Regions from separate parts of the Mus musculus genome. Here regions 1, 3 and 4 are each linked to region 2. Evidence: chromatin loops called from intact Hi-C (ENCODE). Cell type or tissue: left cerebral cortex. All regions are shown on one strand. Each heading gives the region's core, and the rest is flanking DNA. Links, peaks and the distances in the headings are about the cores only.

The links. Hi-C counts contacts between places; a loop is a spot of excess contacts. Peaks named below come from ENCODE experiments on the same cell type or tissue, not always from the same donor. Only the 100,000 strongest peaks of a DNase experiment are listed, where the experiment ranks them.
Region 1: it touches region 2 in a loop (2.5-fold over the local background); 8 of 42 quality-filtered maps call a loop at or near these places.
Region 3: it touches region 2 in a loop (2.0-fold over the local background); 7 of 42 quality-filtered maps call a loop at or near these places.
Region 4: a loop joins it to region 2, with 2.3 times the contacts of the local background. A loop is called at or near these places in 5 of 42 quality-filtered maps.

Annotation. Positions count from the first base shown.
Region 1 is chr3:89,601,312-89,608,672 of GRCm38, forward strand. The region is part of intron 2 of Kcnn3 (potassium intermediate/small conductance calcium-activated channel, subfamily N, member 3); the gene reads left to right. Among named protein-coding and RNA genes, the nearest start is that of Kcnn3, 85 kb to the left of the region's middle. In left cerebral cortex, for the core only: no CTCF peak of the experiment used is centred there; DNase peaks (open chromatin) are centred at 2,210 and 4,091.
Region 2 is chr3:89,516,563-89,523,923 of GRCm38, forward strand. It overlaps Kcnn3 (potassium intermediate/small conductance calcium-activated channel, subfamily N, member 3), which reads left to right and starts at 3,602. Exons shown (of 8, transcript NM_080466.2): 1 at 3,602-4,842. The coding sequence starts at 3,907. In left cerebral cortex, for the core only: no CTCF peak of the experiment used is centred there; DNase peaks (open chromatin) are centred at 3,525, 4,237, 4,693, 5,064 and 2 more places; H3K4me3 peaks cover 3,396 bases; H3K27ac peaks cover 1,822 bases.
Region 3 is chr3:89,609,631-89,616,991 of GRCm38, forward strand. Kcnn3 (potassium intermediate/small conductance calcium-activated channel, subfamily N, member 3) reads left to right here. Exons shown (of 8, transcript NM_080466.2): 3 at 1-106. Among named protein-coding and RNA genes, the nearest start is that of Kcnn3, 93 kb to the left of the region's middle. In left cerebral cortex, for the core only: a CTCF peak has its summit at 2,595; a DNase peak (open chromatin) is centred at 4,479; H3K27ac peaks cover 483 bases.
Region 4 is chr3:89,586,182-89,593,542 of GRCm38, forward strand. All of the region lies in intron 2 of Kcnn3 (potassium intermediate/small conductance calcium-activated channel, subfamily N, member 3), which reads left to right. Among named protein-coding and RNA genes, the nearest start is that of Kcnn3, 70 kb to the left of the region's middle. In left cerebral cortex, for the core only: no CTCF peak of the experiment used is centred there; DNase peaks (open chromatin) are centred at 2,104, 3,238, 5,264 and 5,467; H3K27ac peaks cover 463 bases.

The DNA of each region.
Region 1 (7,361 bases), core at 1,726-6,725, 85 kb after region 2:
CTTCTCTGAGAGACTCTGTGTGGAGGAAGTAAGTCGCACCCTAGTGAGCTGGAGGGGCCAGGGGCTCCTCTGAGCTTAGCCTGTGGAGAGCAGGCATCTGGGGCAAGCTCAACGCTCGCTGGCACACCGTGTGCTTTCTGAGATCATTTTCTTTGGTACCATCAGTGGCTACTCAGAGTTCGGATACTCGCAATGGATACCTTCGCCCCTGCCAGCTAATCCCGGAACTCCCTAGATCTGCTAAGGAGACGAGCTGATCTGGCACTCCATAAATTCTGCTCACCAGTGAACTTCCTTAAACACTTCCAGAAAATGCTTTAAAATAACGGAACAGGTCAGAAAAATAACTCTTTAACACTTTATTTCTTGGTGTCTGAAATGAAGTTTCCGTAAGGTGGCAGAAGGAGGGATGGCTATGATCTTGGCCCGCACTCCCCTGGACCGGCCAGCCCTATAACTACAGGGGTTAGAGAGTGTCAATAGGTATTGTGGGCTCTTTCTAGAGCTCACTGCAGGAGTACTGAAAAGGGAAGTGTCAGGTGTGGAAGGCCAATCACCTAGCTGTCCTAATATCTATAGGCACACATCAGTATAAGTATATGTTGATGTGGTATTGTATAGCAATGCCCCTGAAAGACAATAGCTTAAGAGTACATCTGTGTAACTGGGCTCAGTGTGGTGGTCCTGTGCAGAGCTTGGTCATGTGCTGGTCTAGGAAGGCCTTGCTGTCCCCCCTGACAAAGTTAGGTGAAAGAGAAAACGAGGCCATATATCTGCAGCAAGCCCCATAGAACTGATCTTCTAAATGTCAGATGCATCGAATTTTATAACATCCCATTTCCCAAAGAAAGGCACTCGGTCAGGTTAAACTCAAGATGTTGAACTATAGGCTATGCCTCTTGCAGGACGAAGAGGCAATGCCATACTCACAGTAGCAAGTGGCTCTGTGGACATTTTCTGTAATCGACATCTGGTACTTGTCTCCAAGCAGTGCTGAAATCCCAAGTTCTCCTTTGAGGGTCCTCATGTGCCTCTCTGATGCTAGAGCCACTTGAGACTGCAAACTGGCACCCGGGACATGTGTTATGTCCCTACAATGGCCTAAGCTGGTTGTTTCTCGCTGGTTGTTTCACTGAATTGAGCTGAGTTGAACTGAATTACTTCTGGCTTGACTCTAATTACTGCACATTAGGAATCACTCTGTTGTGTCAACCAGCCTCCAGAAGCTCTTGGGATTGCAGTAACTCCCGCTCACAGGAATAAGAGAGGTAGTAGAAGGCTCCAGCCCCGAGCAACCTCCCACCATCCGAGGAAGGAGTAGAGTTTTGGGAAGTCCACTGGCTGTGGTGCCACATGTCCCTTCTGCAGACTGACCTCCCCCACCCCTGGAATGGGGAAAATAGCTTTTCCAGTGTGAGGCAGCACAATTCAGCAATTTAGAGACAGAGTTTCTTTTCCTACCCAAGGAGTCAGTGGACGGAGCAGGAATGGAGGCCAAGCCCAGGCAGGGCCAGGAGAGAACTTCCTTGTCTCTGACATCTCTCCCTTCCAGGGCTGTCTGCAGCTCTGCTCTTGCCGCCTGTCAGCATCACCCAGGGCCTTTCCAAAACCCACCAGAGGCAGTCAGGCTGAGCCATTGAGATCAAGCCCCGGGGGTGACTGGTTCCTGGTGGAGACAAGGTGATTGGTTCCTTGCCCATTCCCCCCAGATCACTCTGATCCAGCACCACTCGAGATTCTGACTCCAGAACCAGCAAGATGTTCAATAGGCAAAGGTGCTCAGCCGCAAGCCTGATGACCGTGCATTCAATCCCCAGAACTCATGGTGGGATGGAAGAACCAGGTCTAGCAAATCGTCCTCTGGCTCTCCACACAGGCACGTCTGCATCTCCACAAACGAACGAACAAACATAATAAATATAATAATAGACGTCACTTTGAGAAATAATACTAGCTGCCTGTTCCAGGTTAGCTCTGGAACTTTCTGATGTTGGAGATCACCTGGGGCAGTTTGTTGCAGAGTGGGCCATCCTCTGGGAAGGGGGCAGCATCCTCCAAGGTGCAAGATGTATTGCCAGGCCCTTTGGCAGCCATAGGCCTAGGGATGAATTTCCTGCAGGAGTTGTCACTCATTCAACAGAAGCTGACTTAGTGCCACAGTGTGCCAGCAATGCTGTAAGCCAAGCGAGCCAGTATGGGTTCTGCTCTAAGGAGCTCACAGAACACACGCTAGGTAGGAGGCGCCGGCTGAAAAGTGCCACCGAATTCTGGCTCCTTAGAGCAGGATGCATGTGCCAGTTAGGTTCCCCCATCCCCAGCTTGACATAAGCTAGAGTCAACTGGAAAAAGGGTGCCTCAGTTTTAGAAATGCCTCCATTCCTTGATTAATGACTGACGTGACAGAGTGGGTGAGGCCACCCCTGGGCCAGTGGTCCTAACAAAAATCAGGCTGAGGGAGCCTGGGAGGAAGCCAGTAAGCAGCATTCCTTCCTCCATGGCCTCTGCGTCAGCTTCTGCTTCGGCTCCTCCTAATGTAATGATAGTCGGTAATCTGTAAGCCAAATAAGCCCTTTTCTCTCCAGGCTGCTCCTGGTCCTGGCATTTTATCACAGAGACCGAAACCTAAGACAGTGCACACTGGGGACCATCATGAAATCTTTATCTTCAGAGGAGGAAACTGCCCAAGAGAGGGAAGATTAGCTGCCCAAAGTCACATAAGTGGTAGCATTTAATAAACATCTACTACTTGCTAAGATTGAGCTTAAGCATTGGCAATAGTAGAGATCAAAGAGAAGCTCCCACTGAAATCACTGGGTCCCAGCCCTGGTTATCCTTTGGTATCCAGGAGCTGTAAGAACAATCCAAGGCTGGGCAGTGGTGGCGCACACCTTTAATCCCAGCACTTGGGAGGCAGAGGCAGGCGGATTTCTGAGTTCGAGGCCAGCCTGGTCTACAGAGTGAGTTCCAGGACAGCCAGGGCTACAGAGAGAAAACCTGTCTCAGAGGAAAAAGACAGAGAGAGAGAGAGAGAGAGAGAGAGAGAGAGAGAGAGAGAGAAGGAGGAGGAGGAGGAGGAGGAGGAGGAGAAGAAGAAGAAGAAGAAGAAGAAGAAGAGGAAGAGGAAGAGGAAGAGGAAGAGGAAGAGGAAGAAGAAGAAGAAAGAAAAAGAGAATAACTCCAGGACCCAGGATGCTGAGGCAGGGAGATTGTAAGTTCAGAGGCAACCTGGGCTAGATAACAGATGCTATATCAGAAAATAAGTACGAACACTCCAATGTCAGCCCCTCCCTGACCCACCTCCCACAGGTTCTTGGTCTGAGAATGGACCTTGGCAGAGGGATGCTTTTCTTTCCCTTCCCCCTTCCTTCTTTCCCCTCCCTCCCCTTTCTTCTGCTAAGCCCCTGTTGTGCAAGGCAAAGGGATTTTAACAGGCCTCCAAAGTGGCTCTGATGTGCAGCCACTTTGACAGCCATTGGTCTAAGTGACAAGACGGACAGAAATGCAGAAAAGGCCAATAAATAACTGAAACTTGTGATTGGCAAGGAATGAGCAGGAGGCAGAGGAGCTGCAGGGTGATCTGCAGGAAGCGAGGTCACACCACAAAGCTGTGATTCCAGGGGTAGAAGGCACAAGGCTGTCCTGTATAGGAGAGCCGTGGATGTTCTGGGAGATGCCCGGCTCTACAGAGCCATCAAACCCTGTCATGATGCCTGTTTAGTAGGTACTCTCTGTCTGCAGCCTGAAATAGTTCTCCTTGTTCCTCTACTCCAAACAACCTCCTCCCCCAAGTACACACTGCTTATAAATGCTCTAGCAGCAATCTCTGTGATCCACCTAGAGACTAGTCAGTGGAGTGCCCAGGAGCAGGTGTCCCATAATGGAGACAGTCGAGCAGACTCTGAGGTCTAACACCTGATGTGGGAGGTTCCAGCCAGCTCACCAGCTTCTGACTTACTACGCCCATCTTCCTTGCATCAAGAAACTGAGAGGCCAGTGGGGACAGCACCCCAGGCCAGTTCTTTCCTGTTGAGCTGTGTAGCTCAGTGGGGAGACCCCATCCTTCCGTTTAGATGATGTATCAGCTCAGTCTCCACCAAGCAATCAAAGGAATCCGTTACTCATTGCTTCAGTTCCTACTGCATGAACCCAGTTACTATAGCAACTGAATGTGCTTCTTTATTACTGGATGGAAGGCTTTAATTTTGTATTTAAAGAGTTTGGCCAGAGAGTCATGTTGCCATGACTCGGGCTGTTGGATAGCAGTTAGGAGCAGACAGACACCTTGGAAATGGCCATAGATCTGTCTTTCTAATTGACAGATCGGGGCCTGGGAAAACCTAGGCTGCACTGCCCTGAGAAGTCTCCCCTGGTGCTGCGCTGGTACCTTCCCCTGTCCACGGATGGTTCCTGATGAGCAGAGGCCCCTGAGCCAGGCATTCCCATGGTGGCCTCTGCTTTCCCTACTGAGCTTCACCCAGGGGCCTTGCTTGGATGTTTTTGCTTTACCCTCTCCCTACAGGCGGCAGGCCTCTAATGTGTTTGCTGAATACTGGTTTATGACTTCATTGAGTTTCACATTGGTTATGGCCCTGTATGGTCTCAGGACAGGAAGAGGGGAAGCTGAGGCTCAGTGAGGTTAGAGTCTGGCCCACCCCACAGCCTCCCCTTTTGCCTCTCAGTGGGCTGCTAGGATGTCTGGAACTTGATCCCACAGCACACAGATGTCACAGGCAGACACTAAAAGCAAGAAAGGCCATCTCCACACAGCCCTCCACGGCACACATGTGCTGTCTACCTCATGTGACTCACCTGTTTGCCTTCTATTTGTATCTCGTGTGCCAGGGACTCTTTGACTCTCAGGTTTTAGAGTCTTCTCCTTGGATGAAGGGGCTCATGGGAAGGCAGTGGAAAGGGGTTAGGGGGATGCTCAGTGACTGCCTTCGAAGCAGAAGGGTAGGGTCCAGACCTTGGAGGACACAGAGGTAGTCCACTGCAGGCAGAAGTGGGCGGAGCAGGAGCCTTAGTTCATGTAATCTGTGACCAGCCCTCAACTCCCCACACAGCTGTCTTTTCTCCTCTGTGAATGCTGGATTTGTGGTTAAGCTCATCTTTCCCCAGCTTCTACAACATCATCGGCTTCTTTCTCTCCCATCCTGACTTTTCACTGGCCTTTCAGAACTGGTCCCAGGCAAGATTCAGAGGTCACTCTCCCTTCATGATGTGCAAGTGGGAATGCCTGTCCTCCAAGGCTCACTGCCCCCAAACACCAACCAAGTTAGGCCATAAGACCTCCACCCTACGTCTTCTCTAAAGGCTAGAAGAAGCCATGTTGGAGGGCAGTAGTTCCCTGGGGACCTGGGCAGAACACATGGGGTGCATGGCAGCAGATGGCATCCAGGGAGATGGATGTATACAAGCAGCCTCTGTAGAGGGTATAGCGAACACCACCATTGTCCTGGCTATAGCTCCAGCCTTATGCAGGCCCCAGTTGCTTGGGACAGAGTTGCTGTCAACAGAGAAGACCAAGCTTGTTGAAAGGCCAAAGTGGAGTTCCTGAACAGAACACAGAGGAATCCCATAGTAGGGCTTCCACAGAGACAAAGCCTGGGCCTCCCTCAAGATGTGAATCTCAGCTGAGTATGCACAAGGCAGTAGTAGACACCCAGGGAATGTCTGCTGGAGTGCATCCTCATGACATGGCCCCAGGATTCGGGGCTCTGAGGAAGACTGGGGTTAGAAAGAAATGGAGACAGCCGAACCCGGCCCTCATTGTATGGAAAGAACAAGATACGGCTAAAAAGAAGGCATAGCTAATATTAACAATAGCTAATAGTGACTGCTTTGCTCATGGGGGGTGCATGGCGGGTTTGTTGAAGATCAGATATACTATTGTATATGATAGATGCAGTGCACCCGTTGTAGCCTCTGCAGCAGATGGCTCATCCCCAGGCAAGAGGATGGAGAGGCAGAGAGGTTCAGTTACTCACCCAGGGTTCCAGCCAGACCTGGCTAACAGTAGGCTCAGGAGCCATGCAATGAATGCTCCATGCATTACCCAAGAGTGCAGAGTGGCCTGCAGACACTTGCTGCCCCTTCTGAGCTGGGGTCAGGAACCTGGCTGCCCTGTAAGCTCACTGCTACAGGAAACATCCCTTTCCCCCATGCCAGGCCTGCTGAGACTCAGGGGTGTGGGGTTTGCTTGCTTTTGTTTCTCCTTTAAATACAAAAGCACTCTTAATCCTCCTTAGCACAGAGTAACACATGGAGGCTGGATCCTTCATGCTGGAAGGGACTTGGCAGTGGAGAGCAGAAAGAGACGGACCCAGCAGCTCTCCTCATTCCCTCTGCTCATTGGATTTTGGGGAGTGCTAATAATGTATTTATTGTCATTTTATGTGCACTGGTGGTTTGCCTGCATGCATGTCTGTGTGAGGTGTCAGATCTTGCAATTGTAGATGGTTGTGAGATGGCACGTGGGTGCTGGGGTTTGACCCTGGGTCCTCTGGAAGAACAGTCATTGTCCTCAATTGCTGAGCCATCCAACTCCGATTTGTGGGAGTTCGGTCCACATGCCAAACAAGAACAACAAGGGGGTGTTCTGCAGTTTAACCCAGCTTTAACACTCTACTTGAAGCTACATTAAATGCCACTGGCTACTGGCCTGGTCCTTCAGCTCTGTCCCACTTCAAAAGTCCACACGGGGCTGACTGAGCTGTGAGTCCAGGCTCCCATGACCCTGGGCCTTGGATTTGAGTCACCTGATGGAATCGAGTGCACAGTTCAGGGAAACATTTGCACAGTTATTCTTCGGGGTGTTTCAGAGAGTCCTGGTGAGCAGCAGCCTAGAGTGGACTCCAAGGGCAGGAGTTCGAGAAGGGTATGAAGCTGCCGGGGAGCCTGTGGGGGTGTTACCTCCCAGGTGCCTCCATGTGGTCAGCTATGTAGAAGTCTCCAAACTTGGTCCTTGGGCTTGGCAGAGGCTTCTTTGTGTAGCACACTTGATGAAAGCGTTTGCCACTGATGGTCAGCTGCTAGGGAGGGTGGGGTTGGTAGTCTTTCTCCTCCTTGCTCCCATCCCAAGGCTGGCCAGTCAGGATGTGGGCGTTCGAAAGACTCTGACCCTGACTGTGCTGGAGATGTGACTCAGTGGCAAAAACACCAGCCCGGCATTTAGGAGACCCTGGGCTTAAACGCTAAGTAACAGTAGGCAGCTGTGCACACCTTTAACCCCAGCACTTAGGAGGAGAAGCAAGTAGACCTCTGCGAGTTCAAGGTGAGTCTAGTCTACAAAACACAGGCCTGCCAGGACTACATAGTGAAACCCTGTCTCAAAACAAAACAAGCTCCAAAGACTCATCATT
Region 2 (7,361 bases), core at 1,344-6,343:
CTGTGGGTGCTGGGAATCAAACCTGGTCTTCTAGAAGAGCAGCTAGTGCTCGTAACCACCGAGGCACCTCTCCAGCTGCCATGATGCCTCTCTCTTAAAGACATTTTATTTATTAGATTTATTCATTTTACTTTTGTGTGTGTTTCACCTGTGTGTATGTGTGTGCACCCGTGTGTGTTTACTGCTTACAGAGATCAGAAGAGGGCATCCGCTCTCCTGGAATTAGAGTTATGATTGTTTGTGAAACACTGTATGTGTGTGTTGGAGATTGAGCTCATGTCCTCTATAAAAGCAACAAGTGCGCTTAACCTCTGAGCCATCTCTCCAGCCCCATGAAGCCTCTTTTGTCTTAACAAACTCTAGTTTCTTGGCTACTTGTTGGGATTTGTGTTGTTGCTATTTGTCACCTATGTAACTATAACTTCTCTCTATAGAAACAATGTAAGCTTCAAGGGTTGCCTATTGGACAGGGACAGACCTGTGCTCCGCTCTAGTTATGCCACTTATTACTGATTACTATTTATAGGCAAGTCTTAAAAACCTGTCTAATGCCTCAGTCTCAATTGTCTCAGAATGCTCTCAACTCATGGGTTGTGGTGTATAGACATGGTCGTGGGCTCAGGGGGTGGCACTGGGAGTTTCTTACACTTGGACATGTAACAGCAGTGGGAAGACACTAGGTAGAGTATGGCTCAGAGCAGTTGGAAAGATGCTTACAAGCTGGTAAAAACTTAGTAGCCACTTGGGGTGGGGGAGGGGAACAAGCCCTGAAGGACACATTTGTACATTCTGTGGGTAAACATTCCCACCACAAAAGACTTCAAGTTGCCATTGTGCCACTGGTGAACTGGAGTTCAGGCAACCTGTCACAGTGGGCTTTTAAAAACTAATATTGCTGGGTGTGGTGGCATACACCTTTGATCCCAGAACTTGGAAAGCAGAGTCGGGTTTATCTTTGTGAGTTTGAAGCTAGTTTGGTTTACATATCAAGACCCATGACAGCCAGGTCTACATAAAGAGACCCTGTCTCAAACCAACCAACCAGTACTGTGCAGCCCCACCCAGCACACTGGAGGGGCAAGGTTGCTATGTACGGTGATGTAGGAGGTCTGAGGGTTGGAGTGGGATAGGATCCATATATCGGCTCACAGGAGCTGGGGACCCTCATTTCTTTTATTTTACAGAGTAGGAAGCTGTGGATCGAAGTGCATCTTATTTATGCTGAATGACCATCCATGGCAGTCAGGACTGGCCCTCGGGTATGTATGTGCACCGGTGTGTGTTTACTGCTCACAGAGATCAGAAGAGGGCATCCAATCTCCTGGAATTAGAGTTATGATTGTTTGTGAACCACTGTATGCGTGTGCTCCAGCTTTAAGTACACCCCATCTACCTTTTCTCAGGACAAAGTTGCTGCACCCAGGGTGGGAGCATCAGTTTCAAGTTTAGACCACTCCCAGGTGAACCTCTGGGCTCTGGCTGTAGAGCAGCTCTATCCAGGATAGTGGCATACCTGCCCTATTTGGATCCTGCTGTGACCCAGGAAGGTTAGTGGAGGCAGAAGACAACCTATTGTGGTAGAGTGGGCAAAGAAACTTCCAGGCCTAGAAATTAATTTTCCGCAGCACAGAATCTATATCTGTCATGAAAGTCCAGTACTAGCAGCACATTTTTGCTTCTAACAATGTATTAGTATTAATTTATTTTCGATCATAAAACCTAATCATGTGATCTGGAGCCTTGAGTCAGACTGTTGACTCTGCGGATTGAAGAGGGAGGGAAATGAAGGAGGCAGGTGAGAAGAGGGACTGGGCAGGCTGACCATGTTGGAAAGTAAGGTAGGGACTTGGGGGCCTGTCTGATGATGGAAATGTGCCTGAGACACTAGGCTTGTACCAGGGCGTGTGCACATGAGTGCATGTGTGTGTGTGTGTATGTACACATTGCTCCATCATCATTGATAGCAATCTTGTGCAAGATTGATTGTCATTATCAGGTAGCTGAGGGTGTGGTTTATGGTGCAAGCAGTTTACTCTCAGTCTTCATAGCAGCTTGCAGAGGCGAGGACTGGTATGCAGAGGGCACTCAGCTCATTGGTGGGAACTCTACCATGCTCCCTGGCATGGCGATTTGATGCTTGCTATTCAGGGGGAAAGCTCTGGAAGCATGATGGGTGTGTGTGAGCAAGTGTGTGCTCATACCTGTACACGGGTGTGACCACACACATGCATCTGGATATGTGTACTTCCACACTTATCTAGGGGAGACACTAGACAGAGGCCTGAGGATGGTGGGGAGCTGGGAAGTGGATAGGAAGATGCTCCCTCTTAGAGCCCAGGTGTGCCTAGAGGAATTCATAGCACTCCCCCCCCCAATTGCTAAGGCTGTCCCAATTAAAAATGGAAATAAATTCATCTCTGGTCTTGTCCCCTTGGAGAGTCTTCTGCACACAGTGGGAGTCTAATAAATACTTTATGAGGAGGAGTCTGAACCAGGGAAGCCAGCAGCTGTTTCCAGCTCTGACTCTCAGAGACCCATGGGGCAGATCAGACATGGAGCCACTGGGATTTCCAGTCGTCCTCATCGACCCTGAGGTGACTCCAGACCCAGCTGTTCTGGAAGAGGCTGGATCCAGGTTACTAAAACATCCTGCTTTGGGGAAGTTGGCTCTTCCTTGACAGATTCTCTTTGGCCCTTTCCCATCCATCATGTGGATACTATTTATTGAACAGCCACTGTGTGTTGATCATCATGGGGGGGGGGGAGCATCTAGGCAGCGGAAGAAGAGTGGTGGACTCAGGCTGATCTCTGCTCAAATCCTAGTGCCTTTAATTACAAGCTGGGTGACAAGAGCCATATTTCTTATCTGCGTGTGAGTGGGCTTCTTTTCTTTCCTTTTTCCTTCTTTTATTTCTTTTTTTAGGATGATGACGTCACTTCATAGGGTTGATGTGAGGATTGGAAATAACAGAGGCTCCTGTACACAGCGCAGGTGCTCTGACAGTGGTAGGTAGGTGAGCTTCTCCCTGTCAGGAGTGGGTCCCTTCTGCTTCTGTCAGTTTATGCTCAATGCCTCCCGGTGTTAATTTTCTTTGTAAAATATGAGCACAGTCCCTATCCCCTTGGGCTTTTGGAAGATGTACCTGGAATCCAATGTGTAAAACAACCTGTACAGATACTGGCTATTAATCAACGTTTGTCCTCCGGTCCCGGTTTCCCCAGCATGGTGACAGCTTCCCCTTTAGGGTGCTCTCGATCCCTTCCTTTCATCGCCCCAGCGCCAACATTCAGCCGGGATTGCTGTGGGCATCAGTATCCTGACCGTACCTTTCAGAGGAAAGAAGGCAGGTGCTCAGCTTGCGGGTGGAGTGTGGAGGGGTTGGAGTGGTAGTGGTCTTGGAGCAAAAACTACAGTTCCCAGCCCTCGTTGCGCTGCCACCCGGCGAGGAGCGAAGGATGGCAGGCCCCTTCTTGGAGGCGGAGCCTGAGAGGGAGGCGGAGTTTGGAGGGGTTGGAGAGTTAAGCCAAGCCAATGAAACCGCTGGCTAATAAGTGGGCTTGGCTTGCCATATAACAGTGTCAGGAGGAGGAGAGCGAAGCTATTGAGCCAGCGAGGAGTGAAGCTGAGTCTGCTTCATACACTCCTAGAGGACCGCCTTCAGAATAGAGTTCTTTTCGCCCCTTCCTCCTTCCCCCGGCTCCTCTCCTGGCTTTTCTACCCGCCCAATACAATGCATACTCGAGTGGCAGCCCCAGAGAACTGAAGCAAACCAAAGAGAGAGGACTGGAGCCAAGACACTTCTGGTGGGGAATCTTGGATGCCTGGCTTTCTTTGAGGTCATCTTTGGAACGAGGGTGGCTTTGGGGTGGAGGGTCGTGCTGCAGGGAACTCAGCCAGGCCCCAAGATGGACACTTCTGGGCACTTCCATGACTCGGGGGTGGGGGACCTGGATGAAGACCCCAAGTGTCCCTGTCCATCTTCTGGGGACGAGCAACAGCAGCAGCAGCAACCGCCACCACCGCCAGCGCCACCAGCAGTCCCCCAGCAGCCTCCGGGACCCTTGCTGCAGCCTCAGCCTCCGCAGCCTCAGCAGCAACAGTCGCAGCAGCAGCAGCAGCAGCAGTCGCAGCAGCAGCAGCAGCAGGCTCCACTGCACCCCCTGCCTCAGCTTGCCCAACTCCAGAGCCAGCTTGTCCATCCTGGTCTGTTGCACTCTTCTCCCACGGCGTTCAGGGCCCCCACTTCAGCCAACTCTACCGCCATCCTCCACCCTTCCTCCAGGCAAGGCAGCCAGCTAAATCTCAATGACCACTTGCTTGGCCACTCTCCAAGTTCCACAGCCACAAGTGGGCCCGGTGGAGGCAGCCGGCACCGGCAGGCCAGCCCCCTGGTGCACCGGCGGGACAGCAATCCCTTCACGGAGATAGCTATGAGCTCCTGCAAATACAGCGGTGGGGTCATGAAGCCCCTCAGCCGCCTCAGCGCCTCTCGGAGAAACCTTATCGAGGCTGAGCCTGAGGGCCAACCCCTCCAGCTCTTCAGTCCCAGCAACCCCCCAGAGATTATCATCTCCTCCAGGGAGGATAACCATGCCCACCAGACTCTGCTCCATCACCCCAACGCTACCCACAACCACCAGCATGCCGGCACCACGGCCGGCAGCACCACCTTCCCCAAAGCCAACAAGCGGAAAAACCAAAACATTGGCTATAAGCTGGGACACAGGAGGGCCCTGTTTGAAAAGAGAAAGCGACTGAGTGACTATGCTCTGATTTTTGGGATGTTTGGAATTGTTGTTATGGTGATAGAGACCGAACTGTCTTGGGGTTTGTACTCAAAGGTAGGGACTGTGGTTTCTCTTTATACATTCAACAAAAGGAGTATGTAGACGAGAGAGAGAGAGAGAGAGAGAGAGAGAGAGAGAGAGAGAGAGAGATTGATTTTGAGAGATTTCCTAACTTCCCATGTTTTTCTTCCATGGTCCTGTGAGAATTCCTTTCTTGCTTCCCTTTGTGGGGACATCCCCACACACTGTGTCTAATGTGCAGACTCTGTGTTTGGGAGGATTAAAGAATCCCTTCTGAGAAATCGCTCTTTTCCTCCGGGCTCACGCGTACTAAAGCATAACCCAGCAGCTTAACGCACCAATTAATTACACTCTGCCTTGATGTGTTTGCCAGTTCCTGCTACTTCCCTCCTCGCCTCCCCTCCCTGCTCCACTCCATTCCCCCCCCCCCATAAAAAAGAAATAAATGTCTGGGTGGGGGTGGGGATCCTGTACCGTTCCCCAGCTCCCCCCCCCCTTCCCAAGTTTCTATTTCCCTTCTCTTCCCAGAGAGACTCCAGGGTAAAATGGAGATGTTCCCGAGTCTCTCCCAAGGGCACCGGGTTAAAAATATAGGTGGAGGAAATCAGCAGTCTCTTCCCTCAGGAAAGAGGACTCAGAATAAACCTGCCGCTGCCTTGTAAACATGCCCTGATAAAAATGGCTACAGGTGTTACCCAGGCAGAGCATGGGCACCGCCTTGCCATCACTCGGGGAACGGGGAGCGCCTCTCCTTAGGATGGGATGACAGGGCTTCCCCAGCGGGTCACCGCGGAGTCGGCACCCCAGCTTAGCCCTGGTTCTTCCCTCCCACCCTAACTCCTTCTCCTTGGGATAAATAAAGATGAGTGTACGTGTGTGTGCACGCTGGATGGAGAACGGCAGGCACAAGGCACTGTCTTGGGGGTGGGGTGGGGTGGGGGACGCTCCATTGCTCTATCCTTTCAGTTGGAGGAGAGAGCTTCCTTCCCAGAGGGGAAGGAGGTCGAGGAAGGTGGGTTTTTGTCAATGCTGCATTTGCCAGGAAGCTGCATGCCAGAAGGCTTGGAGGTGCAGGGAATTGTTGGGCAAACGGTTTCCCCTACTGTACCACTTGGTCCCAGTTTGCTGGTGTTTGCATGTGTATATGTGTACTCGTGTGAGTGCCTGCTTGTTCTGTGTATTTGTGTATTTGTTTGTCATTTTGGACAAGGGGTGGCTGGGCTGGCTGGCGGGTAGCTGGGAGGGGCTCAGCTGTTGGAGGTTTCAAATAGAGCCTGTTTCAGGCAGCGCACAGCTGCTGGAGACTGTCACATTCCTTGTAGAGATCTAGTCACAAAAACCTGGGAGGTGCTGATCAGATTTCCCCCATTCCCAGAGTCTCCCTTTAACCTGATGTGGGCAGTGCTCCTTGTCAGGCAACCTGCATGGACAGAGCCCAGACTTCCCAGCAGAGAGTCCTCCAGGGACCTGCTGCTTTGCAGGGACTGCCCAAGCCAGAGCACTTGGAAGCTGCCTCAGTCTAAATAGCTCCTGGATGAACAGACCTCTCCATGAGCAGAGTGGGGTTTCCCCTGGAAGCCCAGCTCACTTAGTCATTCCCTGTAATGAGAGCCTGGGAGGCTGCAGGTCCCTCTGTTCCCTGCCTTCTTAGAGCTGCCTCTCTTGCTGTGTGCTCTGCTTAGGAGATGGGCTGGCAACCCCCCCCTGGGAATTAGGAACACTTGTTAGGGGGAATCCGTGGAAGCCCACATCCCGGAGGTGTGGCATGGTGCTAGCATGTTCTTTTCAGTGGCCCCCATGGCGGCTGTTAAGGAAATGGCTTTTCTAGGAGTCAGTGGCTGTGTCCGGCTCTGAGTGTGGGATCCATGATCATTTGTCTGAATGTGTTTTGGGGGTAGGGTGTCACCGGGCAGGGACGACTATCTTCTCTGATGGAGAGAGGTTTTCCCGGGCCGGGAGGCTGTAAGTGTTGACTGGGTGATATCACCCAAGGTGTGTGCTTCCTCCACTCCTAAGTCGTTGATTCTCTGGTGGCGATGGTACTGAGGGACAGTGACCAGGAAGCTCCTGCGTGCCTCAGTCAGTGAGGTGACCACTTCCTGTGTACCTCGGGGATGGGATTGAAACAACAAAATGTTTATTTAGTGAGGCAAATGTCCCTATCTACCTCGGAGGCAAAGAGGGTCATATCAAAGAATAGGACCAAATCAGGAGTTACAGCTCTGTCACTGCTGGCTGTGTGATTCTTGGAAGTCAGGATACCCTGCAAGGCTGCTTCCAGCTTTCTGGTGGGGAGACTGAGTCAGATGAGGTCAAGGCCCACCAGAGCACCTGCTCATGTAAGAGGGGTCGGCTGTGGCTGTCTGTGATGACTGAGGAGAGAGACACCTTCTTTCTCTGTGATTAGATGGAAAGTAAGACGCAAGGACAGAGGAGAAAGTTCTACAAGGAATCTGGGTCTGGTTGGAGACTGTCTTTACACATGAGGCAGCTGTTGGGGAGAGAGGTGTCAGCTCCCCAGCTTTGGGATACAGGGGGATGGGCTCTGTGAC
Region 3 (7,361 bases), core at 103-5,102, 92 kb after region 2:
GATTCGTCATGAAGACGCTCATGACCATCTGCCCTGGCACGGTGCTGCTGGTGTTCAGCATCTCTCTGTGGATCATCGCTGCCTGGACTGTGCGAGTCTGTGAAAGGTATTTCAGGGAGACCCTGAGCGTGGGATGGGGGAGGGACAAGGAGCAGGGATGTCCAGGTCTAAGGTCTGATGGAGGAGGCTGGAATGGTCTCAGATTCCTCAAAGGAGAAAATGAGAACAAGAAGAGGAGGGCAGAGCTGGTGTAGAATATTGGAACATTGGAGCCCAGGTAAGCTGGGAAAAACATATATAACTAACGTTTGTTTCTTCTTTTAGACCAAAGTGTCACACCTCCCCCTTTTATAATATTTATTTATTTATTCATTTATTTAATGTATATGAGTACACCGTATTCTTCAGACACACCAGAAGAGGCCATCAGATTCCATTATAGATGGTTGTGAGCCACCATGTGGTTGCTGGGAATTGAACTCCGGACCTCTGGAAGAACAATCAGCCCTCTTAACCATTGGGTCATCTCTCTAGCACCCTGGTTACATCTTTAACCACAGTATTTATTGATTGACAAGGTTTTGAATGTTCTCCTCTTAGAGATTAATGATGCTTGCAAATGTGTATAGGGCTTGGAAAAGCCCTGCAGTGATGAAGCCTATTTGTTTTTGCTTAGTTCAAATTTCCTCATATAATTAATTTTTGCCCACAGATCTTTTATTTTTAATCACACACCTCTAGTGATATGTCTCTGCTCAAGGTTTGGTCCACTGATTGACAGCATCAGCATCACCGGGAGACTTGTTAGAGCACAGAGCTTAGCCCCAGAGTTACTGAAGCAGCAGTGGCCTTTTAGCAGTGTCCTGCTTTGATTCATGTGCACTTTAAAGTTGGAGAATCACTATGGTGGTGAGACAGACTGAGGCTTTATGAGGCTGGGCGGTGATTCGGAGGTCTGCAGATGGGAGTGGACGGAGGGACTGTGGTCTCCCAGAGACCCAGGGCTCTGCCATGACCTGACAGCTCTCAGAACATCCACCCTTGTGGCTCCCCATTAGGATGATACCACCACTCCGCTGTACCCCTCAGGCCCTGTTGGTGACACCTGTCCCTTTCAAGCTGACCGTGTCTCGTTCTAATCAGATTTCCTGTGTAGCGTCTGCCCGAGAAGCCGTGGTTTCAAATTGAGTGTCACCTGAATTAGAATAAGGCCATGGTCCCGAGATAGAGCGCTTTGGTGTGGGAAGGCACTGAGGAAAATCCATGCTGCTTACACAGGTCCTGGTAGCTGTCCTTAGTGCATCAGCACTTGCGATTTGACTGTCAGATCTCCCACATGCCCATCTCTGAGCTGAGATAAAACAAGGCAGAGAATTCAAGCAGACAGCTGGCTGAATAGTTAGCACATGGGAGCCACGAATGAGATTTCCCACTGGCTTTGGGATATTCAGCCAGTAGGTATGGCTTTCTGATTTCAGACAGAGGCATTGTTCTGCCCAGAACATGGTCCTTATATGAGAGGAGCAGCCTCTGAGAACCAAGCTGTTCTCTCTGGGGAACAGAGAGCCCTAAGCGACACCACCCAGAGCCCTACCATATCTCAGCAGCTAAGTTTCTCTTCCAAGCAGGAATCCTTACCAAACAGCTCTTCACAAACCTTTCCTATGACAGAGAAATGGTGCTCTGCTTCCTACCCACAACTCCTCACGGAACCATCTTGCTCGTTATTTGAGACAGGGTAGAACTTGTGACCCCTCGGTCCTATTTCCTGCCTCACTATGCTGGGATGGCAGGTGTGCACTACCACGCTGGCTGCCTCATGGGACTCTCTGCTGAGGAATACCAGTCACTCTGCCTTCCTGGGATTCAATGATGAATGAAGAATAATAATTCCTGCTTTATAGGATTCATTGTTAGAGCCAAGCAAAGCAATCCTTGCAAACTGTACCTTGCCACACATTGTGTAATCCCCGGGTAACTCGGGATCTTTGTGGCTGCCTTTTTTAAATAACCAGGATAGACAGACTGCTACCAAATGCCCACTGATACTCATCCTATTTTCCTTTCTAATCATCAGAAGCCAGGCTTTCCAACAGTGGTGATTCCATTTGTATAGCCCTTTGGGGCACTTGAGGTTTTTCTTTTGAAATACATGTATTTCATGAATACTTGTCTGGCATGTATTTCAGATGAATAGGCTGGTTAAACATACAACCAGGTACCTACAAGTGAGTTTTATTGTTTATTAAAACTGTCACAAGTGTGGTGGCTTATTTATTCATTTCTGAAGAATAGCCACATTTTGAAGGGCCTTGTTTACAGAAGTCTTTGGATCTTAGTTGACATTGAACTCCCTTCAAAGCTCCCAAGTTCAGGCTGGACTTGTCTGGTTAGATGAAGTTAGTTTGCATTAGGCTGCAGTAGATTGTGTTAGTCTCCATTAGCCCAGGTTAGACAAGACTAGCCCTTGTTAAACTAGGTTTGCCTGTGCTGTCACAGAAGCCCCCACAGTTACTCTTGTTGCAAACATGGCTTCTGAGCGTCAGTTGAACATCGGGAAACCAAGCAAGCCAGAGCCTCCCATAGTCTGCCCTCTAGGGAACAGACTTTGTGATCACAGGCTCAGAGGTGGCTTAGGCATATGTGGTGCTGAGCACAGGAACACATCCTGCTACTGCTTCTCACTCTGTGCTGGTTTTGTATCACGTGCTTCATGCTATCCCAGCCTAACCCAGCGGCAGACTCAAGGAAGCCAGTCTGTCCTCACCTTAGGGCTGGCTGCTGGAGAGAGCGTGGTTTGAGGTCTCAGGGCTCCTAAGTGCACAGTCAGGGCGTAAGCATGAGTTCAATTCCAAACTTCAAATTTACCTTGTCAACCCAGGCTGGATCCTGCAGGGACAGGAAATTGTGCTCTAGACTGCCCTAGACACATCCCCACTCTGAGGTCTGAGGGTTACTGTGGTGACACAAAAATGCCAGGCTTGTCCTTTGGTCTTCTCAGATGTCTGTGTCCTTGATCGCTTTGTCATGCCGTTTCCAGGGCTGTCTTTATGCTCAGTGAAGTCTTCATGTGTGTGCACATGCGTTTTTGTTTGTTCATGTGTGTATGTGCCTGTGTACATGTGTGGGTGTGCATGCACGTTTGTGTGTGTATGTGTATTTAAGTGGATAGAGTGCACCCACTCTGCCCTGTGTTGATTTGAACACCAATCACTTCCACCTGGTATTGCGCTGGCTGTGAAACGCCACCTCTCAAGGGAGCTGCCTGACTCAGGGGTGGCAGGGAGCCACTGATAGGGTATAAAGTAGAATTTAAAGGCCCCTTTACCTCCTAGAGCAGTGGTTCTCACCTTATGGGGTTTGAATGACCCTTTCAGAGGTCTGCCTAAGACCATCTGCATGTCAGATATTTACATTATAATTCATAACAGTAGTAAAATTACAATTATGAAGCAGCAATAGAATAATTTTGTGGTTGGAGTCACCACATGAGGAGCTCTATTAAAAGGTCTCAGCATTAGGAAGGCTGAGAACCACTGCCCTAAAGGATAACTGTCTAGGGTCATCAGACTCTAGGGGTCCCTAAGGAGTCACCTGAGGTTTCTATTCCCACACCTAGCCTGTGTCCCACTTCCTGTGCTGATTCTGAGAGCATCCCCTTCCCCTAAGTTTCTGTCTCCAGATCTCACAGTCTTTGACTCTTGCTCAGAGTCCGACCTATAGTACTGGGAAACATGTACAGAACTCGGGTAATCAGACAAAGCTCTTCTCTTGGAATGGCCAGCGAGTTTCTTTTAGATCTGTAGGTGACCCTGCGCTTTCCAAGGCCACATCCTAAGCATGACTGGCTGGGACACTGAGACATGGGTTTCGCTGGGGGACTGGAGGATTGGGCCAGGGTGGGAGGAGTATACGGAAAAGATGACCTTGAGCTCTCTCAGTTTGATCCGATGATGGCTCTGCTACCTCTGATGTTAGTGAAGGTGGCTTGTCATTGGCATTATGCACCATGACAGGTTCTAGAACCTGTCCTGTCTGCTGTTGCCCCGACTAGGATTTGCATACAGCCCGGGTGGCCTCCCTCAGCTGGACTTATCTCTAGCTGTATACACACACTTCTGAAGTTGCTATGGAAATCCTCTTTAGCAAGATGTGTTCCAGAAGTCATTTCTCCTATGTGGGGTTGGTTTTTAATGGGACAATAAATGTTTTTACATCTCCTCCTGCCAAGGACAGACGGGAGTTAATAATGGCGCAGAGGAGCCCTGTGTTGGGAGAGCAGCACCTGGTTGCCAGGAGGGCAGTAGCAACATTGGAGGCTTGTTTTGCTGGGACCCCAGAGATGCATTACATCACTGCCTCCGGAGCCTGACAGTTGCAGCGCTCAGCATTCTCCAGGATTCTCTTGGCTGCGTGCCCACCTCCCACAGGCCTCCCAGGGCCACCCCAGGAACCTCCTCATTAAACACTGTCAAATGCCAAGCAGCAGTCGAAGGGGAACAGTGGAGGCCCCAGGTCCCAGTGCGCCAGGCCAGGGAAGTCGGCTTTCCCTGCACACGCTGAACAATATTCTAGCCGCCTACTTGCGCGTGTTTATCTCCTTGGAAGAAGTGGAAAGGCCTCCACAGTTCTGACAAACACAGCCTGAGTCTTGCTTTGCATGTAAACCCTCTCCATCTTCTCGACTGGCTGGGCCCTTTTGGATTCTTCCCTCCCAGGACTCCACAGTCTGTACACAGGCTGTCTGCCTCAGGGGCTCAGGCCTTGTCAGCAGGTGTTTGGTTTTGACTGTGTGAATTTTAATTTTTTACACAGGCATTTTAATGAAGAATTTAAATGTAAAGATCTTGCCTGTAGAGTCAGCGAGAACCAGGCCATTGTGGGGTTAGGGTTACAGCTCAGGGGAGAATACTTGACTCTCGTGGAGGAGACCTTGGGTTGATTCTCAGAACTGTGGATGAAGAGCAGGAGGAGGAAGAGGAGGAGGAGGAGGAGGAGGAGGGAGAGAAGGACGAAGAGCAAGAGGAGAAAGAAAGACCAAACTATATTCTTTTCTGTTATTGTTTTTTGTTTGTTTGTTTGTTTATCTGGTTGGTTGGTAGGCTTTTGTTTTTCAAGGCAGGGTTTCTCTGTGTAGTCCTGATTATCCTGGAATTCACTCTGTAGACCAGGCTAGCCTCGAACTCAGAGAGATCCACCTGCCTCAGCCTCCCAAGTGCTGGGATTAAAGGCATAGGACACCAATGCCCAGTTCCAACCTACATTCTTGTTCTCTGTTGGTGATTGGTGAAGCTCTGAGGCAGGAGAAGAGAGGAACAATGGGCATTGTTCAATGCCATTGGGCAATGGGCAATGGGTGTGACTTGAGATGGCAATGGACGTGACTGGAGGAAAGCAGTTTGGAGCTTGTCTCCAGGATGAGGCTCATCAAGGAAGCCCCCATGCTGAGCTGAGCAGAGCTTAGCCAAAAAGAGCTTAAGAATGGGGCTTGAGACTGTGGTGGTAGTGGTGGGGCCTTCGCTGAAGCACACACTCCACTGTGGACTGCGGTGTCGGGGCCTTCGGTGAGGCACACACCCCACTGTGGACCTTGCACAAAGATAAGTGGGAACTCTGAGAAAATAGTAAGCACTTCTAGACATAGCTATTTTATCTAAGATAATTTGAGTTAAGCCTGTATTTAATATACAGGTGTTCAACACACACACACACACACACACACACACACACACACACATGCAGGGTGGTATATACTGAAAATTATTTTACTGTTAGAAGTCTGTGCTTTTAAGTGTTTGTAAATGACTGGTTGAGGCAACTGGATGATGAATCAGGAGGGATTCCATGCGTTGGGGGCGGGGCGGGGGCGGGGCTCACCTCTAGTCCCACCGTTAGCTGGGGGAAATGAGAAGTTGGTCTTCTTTACCAGAAACCAGTCAGGGTGGTCCTGCTCCTCAGTAAGGAATAGAAAAATTACCCCGAAGATGCAAAAGAACATGAATTATGGGGTACCCAAAGCAGCCTTGGAAGACGAGATATGCCTCAAAGTGCGAGAAAGAAGCAGTCTCTGTTACGAAGAAGACAGCAGTCGAGGAATGAAAACACACCTGCACGTGCTCAGAGCACCGACTTTGTGAAAAAGAAAATCCCCATTCGTGATGATGACTTTCTTCAAATGTAGAAAGTGGAGGGCCAGCTAAAAAGCTTCCCCAGAGGGCCAGAGAGAGTGCTCATGGGAGTTAGAGCTCTGGAACCCATGTGGTGGCATGAGAACCAGCTCGTGCAGGTGTCCTCTGACCTCCATGGCTGTGCGCTTGCCTTCCTCCAGAAATATAAATGAATGAGTGAATGAATGAATGAATGAATGAACAAATATCTTAAAAGTTGTTTCAGAATCTGAGAGATGAGTGGAAGGTGGTTAGCACAGACAGGGCCCATGAAGTTGAAGTTTGGACAAAAATATAGTCAAAGATATGCATGAAAAAAAAAAAACAAAACTTTTCCAGAATGGCTGACAGATAGGCAAGGAGTTGGTAGACCCGGAAAGGCCAAGCAAGACACCACCTTCTTTCTGATCGGAAGAGCAGTAGGGTCCACCTCTAACATAACCACTACTGTTTCTGGAATCATAGCAAATCATAAGATTAGCCAACCTAGAATCATAGAAACAACAAAACTGGTTTCCTCACACCCGCTAAACTTTAAGAGCCAGTAGGCCATCTTGACAGAGTCTGCAGTCTGTGACGTGACCCCCTCTGCCATTCGAACGAAACAACAAGACTCATTATTAAGATATTAATAATGGGGGGCTGGAGAGACGGTTCAGTGGTTCAGAGAACTGGTTGCTCTTCCAGAGGACCTGGGTTCAAATCCCACCAACCACATAGTAGCTCACACATGCCTATAATTCCAGTTTCAGGGATCCAACACACTCACTCAGAAATATATGCAGGCAAAACGTCAATGCACACAAGATAAAAATAAAATTTTAAAAAGATCTTAGTAATAGACTGATGTGAAAGCCAGAGAGATAGACAGAGCTATGCATGATCGCCAAACCAAATTTTAATGTCAAAGGAAAAGTAGATTCTACAGAGTAGGTGCGTGAAACAAAAACAATAATTCAACAATAGTTAGGGGATTACAAATATTTAGATTAAACATTTAAAAGGAGAGGGCTTGAAGGGTTTAATTCATCATCTGATGTAGAACATTTTAATCCTTAACATTCAAATTCAGTAATTAGAAAAATATAGTTGAGATCATAGTTTAAACCTTAAGTTTACCTCAAGTTAGGATTTAAAACAGGATTTATTTGTTTATTTATTTATTTATTTATTTATTTATTTATTTAATTTTAC
Region 4 (7,361 bases), core at 1,147-6,146, 69 kb after region 2:
GTGCGCTTAAAAATAAGTGGCAAAAGCTGTGCTTGTTTGAAGTGTAAGGTATGTCACTCTCAGAAAGCGCATTTGTGCTGTATAATAGATAAGAAAGAGCTATCTAGTTAAAGAACTTTTGGGGCTAGCTTTTCTTCCAGGGCGTGGGAGGAGCATCCTCCATCCTGGTGTAGGCTGTTGGGAAGAATGAAAGTGCTCTTCAGAGGCCCTGCACAGGCTCTCGGCCTGTGGCTTTCTCATTGATCTATTTCTCTCGAGTGAATGGGCTTAACAGAAATAGAGAGAGATTTTTTTCCCTAATGATCAGGATAGAAAAGAATAAAAAGTGACTTTAGGGGTATCTTGGGACCTTAGCTGTCATTGTGTGCTGACACTTCATTTCGGAATGTAAAGGGCCTGCTGCTGGTTTGTAGGGATAAATGGTCTTCTAGTCGGGGGCAGCCAGGAAAGAGGCAGAGCCCTTCACTTAATAACACACAGCATGGAGGGGCCTCTCTTGGGTTGGGTGATGGTCTCTCTCTCTCCCTCTCTCTCTCTCTCTCTCTCTCTCTCTCTCTCTCTCTCTCTCTCTCTCTCTCTCTCCTTTTCTCCCTCAGAGAAACAAGGCTGGAGCTTGGGCCAGCTGGAGCTCGGGAGCTCAGTATAGAGTCCTAATTAGTTGTTTGGACCAAATGTTTCCTAGTATTCCTAGGAATCCAGGGAGGGGGTTTGCTCAGTGGGCCTTGGAGACCTGTCTTGGGTTGCTGCTCTGGGAACAGGTGCCCAGGCAGGAGGCAGCTGTATGAGACTGCTAGAGTAGAGTGATGTTCAATCACGTGAGGGTCCTTATCCTACCAGGTGACAACCAGACTAGCTCTGGAGAGTCTTACATTTGTCCAGGACTCTGCTGTCCTGCTCTCTGTCAAGCATATATGTAGACTGCTAGGAAATTCCTGTGGCTCAGGGATGTGCCCAGGGTATAACAAAAGGCAGGGTGGGTGCATGCCAATCTACCTCCTCTCAGGACATGCACCCAGCTCCTGTAGTGAGAGGGTAGCCCAGCAAGATGACTTCTGCTAGTGGGGTGGTGCAAGTTGGGAGGCCACATGCTCTGTCAATAAGGTTCCCTGACAGAAGAGACAGTTGTAATCTTAGTTCCACAGAAGCTCTGAGATCTGCAGGGCTGCTCTCTCGCTACAAGCTCCTACAGTTGATTTGTGTGGCACTTATGAAGCCGAAAGATACCTGCATAAGCTTCGCCAATGGGCATGAGCTTTGGACTTGGGTATGTTCAGTCACCTCCATGAGTGAGTCAGAGACAGAGCCCAAGGATACCACAGGTCTCAGCAGCCATCTCCAGACTGTCCTCTGATTGAGCTGATGAGGAAGCTGAGGCCTGGAGCAGTGGGAGACCCAGTACAGTCCAGACAGCCTGGTATGAAGACTTGCCCTGTTTAGTGTCCAGCACTTTAGCTAAGCCTTAAGCACTTGGCATGAGGGAGGCTCTGCTCCACACTCACCAGTTAAAACCAGTCATTTTCCCAATCCCAGGCACTGGAGATGCAGTAACAGGCAGAAGAGATCTGACCCTGCCCTCACAGAGTTTCCACTCCAGAGGGAGGGGAAGGGGTGGGCCATAATGAGGGAAGTCTTAAAGAGGCCAGGGTAGCCAGGCATGGTGGTGCACCCTGCAGTCTTTAGTACTAAGGAGGTGGAGGCAGGATCAGAAGTTCAAGGCCACCCTTCGCTACACAGCAAGCTCAAGGTCATCCTGAGCTACCCGAGACCCTGGCTCCAAAGAAGCGTTTTCGGTAAATTCGGTGAAGGACAGTGAAGAAACCAGGACAATGGTGGAAGATGATGGAAGGAGAGATGGATCAGGCTGGGGTTTCAAGGGAGACAGAGCTCTTTGATGGTAACTGGAATATCGCAAGATCTACTTCTGTTAGTATTGTTTCCTTTTCCTGTATACTGAAGTATTATCCGCAGGAAAGTGAGGCTTAGAGACTAATTAAGCTCTCCAGTCACACAGCTGGCGGACAGAAGGACCAGGATTTGAATTCTAGTTTGCCGGGCTCTTAGCCATCTTCCTTGGCTGTTTCCAGTTCAGTTGACTGAGTTCTGAATCTTCATAGAAATGAGGTGACCGTTTATGTCACCGCAGGGCCAGGTCTGTGAGTCTACTGCCACTGCTCTGACACCCCCTGTTGTAGGAAAGGGTGAGCTAAATATCCCAGTGGAGCACCTCCCTTCCTTCTGGAACTGGCCTAATTAGGAATGAGGTGGCAGTGTCCCAGGGCCACCTTATTTAGGCCACAATCTCTCTACCCTAGGCTACTCATGAATCCGAGTGAGCTCCCTGCAGGTTAGTACCCTGGCGCACCTCCTCCCAAATGTTTTTCTCATTTCCGGTTTCACGGCTGTTTTGAATCTACCAGCTTCATTTCATTCATCACCAAAGCAAGGCACGCGATAGAAAAGGCGCATCCCGTCCTCTGGGCGCCGCCTCATTTCCTGCCTGAGATTGACAAGTGCCACTGAAGCATTTTGCACACCTCAGAGAGGGTTTGCCATTCGTGTGGCCAGAGAAGTTGTCATGCAGACAGTTGTAGGGGCTGGGTCTGCCCTGAGGCCCCAGGCTGCAGACACAACTCAGACTGTTTTATGGACAGAGTCGGTTCTTCAGTCATGACTTGTCTCCCTAGCCACACATTTTTAGCCTGATCGTTGTGAGCTGTCACAGCCTGCACACCTCTCAGGTTTTAACCAGTTGAACGCTCTTATAAAGTTCTGTGGACTGGTGCAAGAGCATCTCTGTGTTCATGTGCACGTGCCCACGGTGGGAATGTGTGGAGTGTCCTTTCAAACCTTCAGCGTGTTTCTGCTGGGGACAGGAGATGTGTACTCCATGAACTATAACTCCAGGCTGAAGAGCCCTGGAGACCAGGGAAGGGAAGCGATTCAGACCTGGAGCTGAGGCCAGGAAGAGGGGCCCCGGCTGTGCTCTGCGAGAACTGCGGACCTGGTGGGAAAGAAGGCTCTTTGAGCTCCTTAGTTGCTGCTCATTGTAAACCTAGAGCATTTCCCAAGGGACACAGGGCATGTTTATTAAGTTTTCTTTCTTTATCCTTTTGACAGTGGATTGAGCCTGGGACCTGGGCAGCTAGGCAAGCACTCTGCCAGTTACTTCTCCAGCGACTAAGCATTTTTTTTTAACCATCCCACTCATCGCCTCCCACTGGCTCTCACGGTGCTATGACAGTGGGGTCCTCTTCCTGGTGCTCCTGCTTCCTTCCCTTTCTGTGTCCTTTCCTCTTTCTTCACAGCTGGCCAGGCATCAGACAGACTCACACATGCAACCTTGACCTTGACCTTGCCTGCAAGCTTCCTGAGGTTACTTACTCATGGTCCTTTTGATACAGTTTAGACTCCATGAGACAGCTTGTCTTGGAGCTGGCCCCACCCTGCTCTGAAGCCATCTTTATGCCACCTCCTTAAACACTCTCCAGTCACTGTGAGGTTCTGTCTAGCCTTGGTCCCATATCTCTGGACCTTTGCACATGTCATGTATCCTTTGTTCCAAATGCCATCCCCTTGTGTGAAGTATCTTTTATCTCCCCAACTTCTCTCTTCCTTGTGTACATAGACATCTCCTATGTCCTTGTCTGCCATGCAAAAACCTCTTCTTCCCTTCCCTGAGCTCTTCAAGGGCAGCCATGGCCATACCTCTGGAGCTCCAATCTCTATGGCATCAGACAGAGTAGGGGCTCAGGGAGCGCTTGGTAAATGAATGGATCCCCACAATGTGTACCCACTGTTAGGCAGCAGTTCAGTCGACCTCCGACCTGAGCCACCACTCCTAAAAAAGCCTCTTTTTATCTGCAGGGACTCAAACCACCCATGCAGAGGTGGCTTTGGGATATGACTTCATGTTCCCTCATATGTCCACAAAGCATATGTCTGAATGGGCGACTAGATTCTTTGCACAATATCAAGCCAGAGAAGGGACCCAGCTCCCCGTGATACAAAAGGGAACAAATTCCCAGAGGTTTGTTTGTTTTTGTTTTCTTGGATGATAAAAATGTGAGCGTCACAAGGTCACAAGAACACAGAGACTGAGACTTTGGGACTTGGCCATTGTGGTCTATCTGTTCCCCTGGGCAAGATAGCAGGGTTGTTGTTGTTGTTGTTGTTGTTGAGACATGGTCTCACTATATGGCCCTGGTCTGGAGTTTGCTATGTAAAACAGAATGGCCTCAAATTCACAAAGATCCACTTGGCTTTGCCTCCTGAGAGCTGGGGGGGCGTCACCTCTTCCAGGGCTCCATCAGTGGCATTTCAGAGAATGTTTTGTGAAAGTATGAAAGAGCTGACAGGATGCCTGCATGCTTCAGTAACTCCAGTGCAGACTCATAATGGACCCACCCAGTTGTTTGAAGTCCTGGCATGAGTACTAACTATGAAGAAATGGCCTCCTTTCTTACATAGAGCCCTGTTCCCAGACTGGGTGAGAAATCGCTCTTCGCAGGTCAGTGAACAATGAGCTCTTCTACATCTTCCAGGCAACTTGTCATAGAGTTCCTATGCCGCACACACAGCAGACATGACCAATCTATCCCACCATCCTTCCTCAGTGAGCTTATGGGCCACTGCAGTGTGAGATGCCCAGCCTGGAGTGCCTGCAAACCATTTTTGGTCTCCACTCCTTGAGGCTCTGTCCCAGTCATGACTTTGGTCTTTGGCGTTTCTTCACTTCCATCCCCTAACCTGGCTGCTCTGGCCATTCTTGGAGCTATTTTACTACAGTCATTTTGTGTTGTGTTTCTGCCACATCCACAGCAGTATGGCAGTAGCCCCCAGCATCTTAAGTAAGTTACAGGATATACTATTTTTCCATTATTAAAATTATTAATGATTCATTGATATTTTGAAGAGTTCATTAATCACGCTCATTCATGGTAACTATTAGCATGGTTTATTACTTTCAGCTGGGGTCTGTCTATCTTCCAGCCTGGTGATCTTGCCCTTGGGCTGCACTGGAGTCTTCTGACCTTCCTGGTTGCTCCCCTGTGCCTCACCACTTCATCTCTTCTGTTTGCTATAAGGTGCAGTGAGGGCAGCTGGGGTAAACTTCTGTCTGCCTCTTACAGGCATTTGGGCACCTGCCTGGCCAAAAAGCAAGGTGGGTGCTTCCTGTCTGGCTTTCTCCCGGGACGGAGGGGAGGAGGCCACCAGCAGTTGTTCACCGCCCTGCTGCTTGAAGACTCTGACTTAGCATTCCTGGTTTGCATGTCTGACACCTCACTTGGCACATGATTTATTACAGTTTTAAATAGCCCTTTCTTTCTGGATTGAACTGTCCATATCCATTTGGAGTGGAAAGACCTGGCTTGTGGTGTTGGTAGTGCAAAATGCTTTTCTGAGTGCGATTGTTTGGGGTTTTTTAGTGTAGCTGATGCTCTCAGACCAGAGTGCTGCTCCCTGTGTCTGGCTGGAATCCAGGAGACAGAAGCAGACATTTGCCTGCCACCTGGATGAAGGAGGACATGGATGCAGAGAGCCTTTTGTTTCTTTTCGTCTACATTTCAGAGACAGAGCATCCCAGGTGAGGGAAGGAAGTCTTATGAACAGCCTGGAGGGGGGTTCAGAATCCATCCGAGCCATTCCCCTGCCTTTGTGGTGGGCTTTACCTCTAGGTCTAGGCTTTGTTAGGAAAACACTTCCCAGGGAGAAACTTTCCTTGGTTTCTCTCTCTTTCTCTCCCTTCCTTCCTTGGGGTTTGGCAAGTCCTTCTAGGCAAATCCTTTTTGCCGTAGTTAGAGCACCTCAGGGATAGTTAAACTGGAGTACAGGATGCTTACAACAAAACATGCAAATTCCCCTTCCCATTTCAGAGACATATGTCCCCTAGATGTCACCAGAATTAGCTCATCAGATTGTAATCACCATCCTGGGATTATGATGCTGTGGAAAGCAGCAGAAATCCTTTTGAAACCCTTTCTCCTCCAGGGGGAGGGGGAGCCCTACCAGCTTCCTGCAGAACATTCTGGTTCCTTTTGTTATCCTGCATTTCTCGACTGAGATCCACTAACAGCCCACATCCTCTGTGCTGCTGGTTGAAAGGCCATTTAGTGTGGTCCCAGTGAAAAGAGAGAATTTGGCATGGCTGTAAGAGCCTAGCAGAGAGAGGAGCTGAGGGGACAAGCCACCTGGGAGCTGCATGAGTCTCAAAGGGAGGCCCACCAGCCACATCCAGACCCTTCATCCCTCATCAAGATGCCACAGTGAGGGCCACCAGCCCATTTCCACCTTAATTCCATTGGAAGCTATACTTCTCCCTGGAGATTCTGACCCCTCCATGGCCATGAAGCAGAAACCACCCATCATGGTGGCTTGGGTTGTTTGTTTCTTCCAAGGGTTTCCTGGCTAGTTAGAAGGGTGATTTTTTTCTTCAATATGGGATGAAAGAAAAAGACAAGATTTCTGAGGGTTGGAATCATCCAAGGAAGGAGAGTTAGTTCTCGAGGTAGGTGTGTCTTCCCCTTCCAAATTCACACAAACAATTAAGAGGTTGCAAGAGTTCTCTGGAAAACTACAACCTACTCATTTGGCCACAAGAGAACACAATAGTTAGTGTCCACATGCTTTAAGTACGATGTCTTTCTTGTTGGAGAGAGCTCTAGGTTATCAGTAAAATACACAGCTCCACTTGAAAAGCTTTTTAAAAAAAGAAACCCAGCTGAGAGCCCCTTCCTCTTCCCGCTCACGAGCCCCCACTCCTGCCTCCTCCTCCCCTTTTTCCCTGTTCTGCCCTGCTACATTGCTGCAACCAAACTTGGCACGGTTACTCAATCGCTAGTCTGAAGGGCTTTTAAAACACGTTCACAGACGTGCTCTTGATCCATTCAGTTGTCCAGGGCAGACCCTCGTGGAGCCCTACTATGTACCAGCTATAGAACAGACAGAACGACGGACTGTGGCTCCTGCCCTGCAAAAACTGTTAGCACCGAGCAGGAAGTCTTTCTTTTTCAAATTATGGAAAAATTCACATATTATAAAATTTACCATTTTGGTTTTTTCCTGAGACAAGGTTTCTTGTATTCCAGGCTGGTATCAAACTCTGTATGTTGCCTGGGAGGGAAAGGGGGAAGTGGTGTAATTATAAAAGAGCCATCTTGGTGGGTTTAGTCAATCCCTTCCCCCCACCCCCCAACCCTTAATCCCTAGATTAAGTGTAGTTAAATCAAGGACCCAGAGATGGGAGCCAGTCCTGAGTTATCTGAGGGCTCTGCTGACCACAAAGTTTCTTGTAAACAGGGAGGCGGAGAGGCCTGACCCCAGAGGAAGATGTGAAGCCAGAGTCACAAGAGGTCCAAAAGACT